2 separate regions of the Homo sapiens genome follow, and region 1 is linked to region 2. A link is a contact called in ENCODE Hi-C or POLR2A ChIA-PET data. All regions are on one chromosome and are shown on one strand. Each heading gives the region's core, a stretch centred on a gene start or an enhancer-like site at or near the end of the contact. The rest is flanking DNA. Distances are from core to core; before and after follow the strand shown. Region 1 overlaps ZNF644 (zinc finger protein 644). Region 2 holds the start of LINC01763 (long intergenic non-protein coding RNA 1763).

Region 1 (2,730 bases), core at 68-2,567, 110 kb after region 2:
GGATTGTAAAAGCTTATCCTCAAACTCATATGGAACTGAACGAGTCCCTGAACAACAAAAACAGTACCGAGAAAGAAAAAGAAGGAGTACTCACACTCCCTGATTTCAGAACACTGATTACAAAACTATAGTAATCAATGTGGCAGTAGAAGCAGGGTAGACATACAGATCAATGGAATAGATTTAAGAGTCCAGAAATAAGCCCAATCGTCTATGGCCAATTCATTTCCAACAAAGTGCCAAGACCATTCAATGGGGAAAAGAACAGTCTTCTCAACAAATGGTACTGGGACAACTGGATAACCACGTGCAAAAGAATGAAGTTGGAAGCCTGTCTCACACCAGGTACAGAAACTAAATCAAAATGGACCAACAATCTGAATATAAAAGCTAAATTTGTAAAGCTCTCAGAAGGCATGGGTTGGATCCTCATGACTCTTGATTTGGCAATGGATTCTTTGACATCAAAAGCACGAACAGCAAAAAACAAAACAAACAAAAAACAGAAATTGAACTTTATCAAAATAAAAATCCTTTGTTTATCAACAGGTATTATTGAATATATTTGAAATATATTAATATCCAGAACACATAAAAAACTCAACAACAAAAAGACAACCTAATTTTTTAAATGAGCAAAGGACGTGAACAGATATTTCTCAAAAAAAGATATATAAATGACCAAGCCCATAAAAAGACGTTCAACATCGTGGTCATTAAAGAAATGCAAATCAATACTACAATAATACCACTTCATAACCATTAGAATAGCTTTAATAAACAAACGAAAAAACCAAAACTAACAATTACTGACATTGATGTAGAGAAACAGAGACCCTCATACACTGCTGGTGGGATAATAAGTATGGATAATAAGTTTGGCAGTTCCTAAAAGAGTTGAGCTAGATTACCATATGATCCAGCTATTCAATGCCTAGATATACATCCAGGAGAAATGTAAACTCATGTCCACAGAAAAACTTGTACACATATGTTTATAGCACTGTATTCATAAAAGTGAAATAGTAAAAATAACTCAAATATTCATTAAGGAATAATATGTAAATTGCGGTATATCCATACAATAGAATATTATTTAGCCACATAAAGAAATGAAGCACATGCTACAACTTGCCAAGTAAAAGAAGCCAGACACAAAAAGTCACATATTCTATGGTTTCTTTCATATGAAATATCCAGAACAGGCAAATATATAGAGACAGAAAGTAAAGGTTACTTTACCAGGTGATGGAAGGGGGCAAATAGAAAGTGATTACGTAATGAATACGCAGTGTTTTTATGGGGTGATGAAACACTTTAGAAACTAGAGAGCTAGTGGTTGCACAACAGTGTAAATACAGTAGTCCCTCATCTACAGTTTTACTTTTCACAGTTTCAGTTACCTGAAGTCAACCACAGTCCAAAAATATTAAATGGAAAATTCAGAAATAAGCAAGTTACAGGTTTTAAATTGCTATTCTACGGAGCTTGATGACATCTTGCACCATCCCACTCAGAGGGATATAAATAATCCCTTTGTCCAGTGTATATGTTCTCCACCCATTAGTCACTTAGTAATCATCTTGGTTATCAGATTGACTGTCATGATATTGCAGTACTTTTGTTCAAGAACCTTTATTTCACTTAATAATGGTCCCAAAGCACAAAAGTAGTGATACTGGCAATTCAGATATGTCAAAGAGAAGCTGTAAGCCGTTTCCTTTACATAAAAAGGTGAAAGTTCTCAATAAGAAGAGAAAAAAAATGCTAAGGTTGCTAAGATCTACGTAAGAACAAATCTTCTACTCGCTGAATTGGTAAGAAGGAAAAAGAAATTTGTGCAAGTTTTCCTGTTGCACCTCAAGCTGCAAAAGTTATGAACGTGGTGCATTTTAAGAGCTTAGGTAAAACAGAAAAGGCATTAAATGTATGGGTGAAAGACATGAACAGAAACGTGTCTGACTGACAGCAATAAGGTTTGGTACGACCTGCAGTTTCAGACATCCTCTGGCAGTCTTCAAATGTACACTCTATGGATAAAGAGGGACTACTGTTCACTAAATACCAATGAATTGTACACTAAAAATGGTTAATCGTATGTAATGTGAATTTTACCTCTGTTTAAAGAAAGCCAATCATAAAATGTCCCATGTCCTGACGACACCCAATCTAGGACACATTTCCACTTCCTTAGACCCTCTCCAAACTACTCAACCAAAGCCCAAATCCTGTAATAGGTTCCTTCTAATATCCTCTTAGTAAGACACCCTAAAGCTCCCTTTAGTGTGTGATCTCCCTCATTGCAACAAGTAAAAAATGTGCTCAACTACAGGTGTTCTTGCTAGTCTTTTTGGATGGAGGACATTGACAAGACTAACAATTTCTCAACAGAAACAGAAGGCAGAGAAAACAAAGGAGTAACATCCTCATTAAAAGAAAATAACTGCCAACTCAGAATCCTAAACAAGAATCATCCAAAAGTGAGGGTGAAATACAGAACATGACCAGACAACAAAAATGAAGAGAATTTCTCACTACAGACCTACACTAAAGGGTACAATAGAAAGTGTTCTTCAAAAACAGAAAATGGTCACAGATGAAGAAATGAAGATGGAGGAAAGAATAAAAAGCGATACAAGTGGTAAATATGTAGGTAAATCTATATAGCAAAACGATGATGACGTTTCATGGTGGCTAAAATATATATGGAATTTAAAAACACAAGAGTAT
Region 2 (2,757 bases), core at 170-2,669:
AAATAAGACAAAAACCTCCTCCTTCCTATAGGGACTTTTTTGAGTACCTTGATAAATACCTACAAAATGATAAATGCTACTACCTCTTTCAACATTTGCACGATGTTAACTAAACACAAAATATTTTTAGTGTGTGAATTAAAATGCCTCTTTTACTGATGGCTTCAGATGTTTCCTTGTAAGATACCATGTCAAGAACTGGTTTATAAATTATCTGTCCTTCCAGAACGCACTGACATCACGCTTCCTAATAGCTTGGTATGATGACTGCTGTCAAAATCGCCTGCATGGAACCATCCCTGACCTGGACTAACAGCATGTATTAGCGTGACAGAGACTAAAAAGCTAAGAACCGCCGTGCGATGGCCGGCTTTGGGCACCGGGGGTGGGGGCTACGCTACGCGTGAAGGGCCTCAGTCCTCGGGCTTTAGTTCAGGAAGAAAATGAAAGCTGGAGGTCTCGTGGGCGGGACTGGAGGCGGCCAGATAGGCAAGAACCCGCAACAGGAGTAGGGACATTTTTTCTTCAAATTCCAATCCCATCCAGCGATAGACAGGCGCGTGGGTCTCCCTCCTCCACGACCACCACACAATGGCACACACTTTTGCTGGAAACTGAAATCGAAGTCTCTGAGGCAGGCTGGGGCCCAGGCCGGCAGCGGGGAGGGGCAGGGTCCAGCCACCTCGGCGTGGCCTTGGCGAGCGCTCCGGGGTCAGAGGCCGTCGTTCTCGCCGCGCTCCACAGCGCGTCACCCGCTGCCCTAGCGACCCCCGGGCGACCCCGGCATCGCCTGGCTGCGCCGTCCCGGCGGGCCGGCCCTCTCCACGCCCTCTCCTGGGGTTTGCGGTGGGCACAGCTCCCTCCAGACTGGGTCTCTCCACTAGCCTCCTCCCCAACTGCAACGTGGGAACCAGAGCTATCCGAGTCACGAGCCCCAAGTGCACACAAAGCCCCCAACGGGGCCACGGCGCCTCCACGCCTCGCTACCTCCAGCTCCAGGAGCGCAGAACGCAGCGCCCTGGGTCACCGCGTCTGCCCTGCGGAGCAGCCCCACTGAGGGGAAGCCTCGGGCAGGAGGTGAGACCCCGCGCACGCAAGCACCCCCGCCCCAAGCAGGGCCCTCTGCCCGAGGGAGACTCTCACCTCAAATAAACGGGCGCTGCCGCCTCCAGGGGGAGGACAGCGGGCGGAGAATACTCACGCTGGGCCCAGCCGCGCGGGGACTTCGCTGGGAACCACGCGCGGGCTCCCGCCGGGGAGCGGAGCCCCAGCCTGCAGTCCTGCGCCCGCCCCAGCACCGCCTCCTCGGAAGGGAGGCCTCTACCGTCCGGCGGCGGACCTGCAGCCGCCGCGGGAGACGCTGCCCCGCCCCCCGGCCCCGCCCTTCGGCCCATCCCCGCCCCGCTGGCCTCCTTTTCCCCTGCCCCCTCCCTCCGCTCCTCAACGCCCGCCGGGTGCAATCTGCTCTCTCCGGGAGACGAACGCGAAGCGACGTGGAAACCCTTCCACCAAAATGAGCTGTGATATCCTTTTGATGGCTATAATTTATTCCAAATCGTCCCTGGACTGAAACGATCAATTAGCAGCCCGAAACGCACTGTGAAGTAAATTGTCACACTCTCTATTACAGGATGGTTATCATATATTTATAAGGTGTGTTTTCTGCAATCAGAACCAACAAGGTGTTGAGCGATCAGTCATAAACGCACTTCTTCAAAAAGAGAGGGAGAGAAGCTCAGCATTGTGTGGCGGGGGAATAATCCTCATGACAGTTCTCTCCCCACCCAGTGATGTTTTGTCTTGGCACCTGGGAAGTGCAGTGAGGGCTGGAGCTCTGGACGGACTCTCTTCGCCACGCGTGCCCCTGGAAGCAGGGTCCCTGTGAACTACGGAGAGACCCCAGAGGAGAGATTTCCTTATTGTGTAAACACAAATCAGTCGTAAGGGCCGCTCCCTCTGTCTTTCTCTGTCTTCTCTTGTATCCACGAAAATAATATCTTACTCTTTGCTTCTAAGCTTCTAATAGAATGTTTGCATCCTACACTTAATGATAAGTATTTTTTCTTCTTCCTCAGGTCTCAAGGTGTTGACCTCCTCTCTTGTTATTTAATTGATGATGTTCGGTAGAAATTATGTCTGGGTGATATGAAGTTTACCCACAGAGAGAACCCTGCTTTCTGAATTGAAATCCTCAGCAGAACTCTTCCATCATTCATAAATGAGATAGCCCAAAGTTCTAAGAAAGTAATAAGAAAGGGCGATTTAGGCCAGGCGCCGTGGCTCACGCCTGTAATCCCAGCACTTTGGGAGGCCAAGGCGGGCGGATCACTTGAGGTCAGGAGTTCAAGACCAGCCTGGTCAACATGGTGAAACCCCGTCTCTACTAAAAATATAAAAGAGTAGCCGGGCATGGTGGTGCATGCCTGTGATCCCAGATATTCGGGAGGCTGGGGCAGGAGAATCTCTTGAGCGGGGGAGATGGAGGTTGCAGTGAGCTGAGATCATGCCACTGCACTGCACTCCAGCCTGGGTGACAGAGTGAGACTCTGTCTCAAAAAAAAAAAAAAAAAAAAAAATACTGATTCAGCCTGGTAGCTATTTTGACTGGACCAGGCCATGGAGACATTGTTATTTTCCTTCTCAGTGGTCAGGAATATACATCTGGAACTTCTGAGTTTTTCCCCTTACAAACTTTCATCAGATAGTCATCCATGAACCACCTATCAATCATTTTTTAGAAGGGTTCTAGTTTGCATC

What was found. Hi-C counts contacts between places; a loop is a spot of excess contacts on that map. ChIA-PET counts read pairs that join two places held with the same protein, here RNA polymerase II (POLR2A). Pooled maps may share reads with other maps.
Region 1: a map of MCF 10A shows a loop between it and region 2 (5-fold over the local background). The contact joins the enhancer-like site here to the promoter of LINC01763 in region 2. A Hi-C loop is called at or near these places in 9 of 168 maps with a recorded cell type or tissue (Caco-2, IMR-90, MCF 10A and 6 more), 12 of 37 single-sample maps with no recorded cell type and 22 of 50 pooled maps. POLR2A ChIA-PET finds 5 or more read pairs at or near these places in 3 of 52 experiments (GM12878, H1 and PC-9).

Annotation. Positions count from the first base shown.
Region 1 is chr1:90,958,459-90,961,188 of GRCh38, forward strand. All of the region lies in intron 2 of ZNF644 (zinc finger protein 644), which reads right to left. Among named protein-coding and RNA genes, the nearest start is that of ZNF644, 62 kb to the right of the region's middle. Within about 2 kb of position 1,318, at least 2 of the 41 ENCODE cell types and tissues checked have a DNase peak (open chromatin) inside an H3K27ac peak, as active enhancers do.
Region 2 is chr1:90,850,340-90,853,096 of GRCh38, forward strand. LINC01763 (long intergenic non-protein coding RNA 1763) reads left to right here and starts at 1,420. Exons shown (of 2, transcript NR_146610.1): 1 at 1,420-1,940. LINC02609 (long intergenic non-protein coding RNA 2609) reads right to left here and starts at 1,299. Exons shown (of 3, transcript NR_135038.1): 1 at 1,144-1,299. RefSeq lists an enhancer at 344-844 and silencers at 628-747, 1,038-1,437.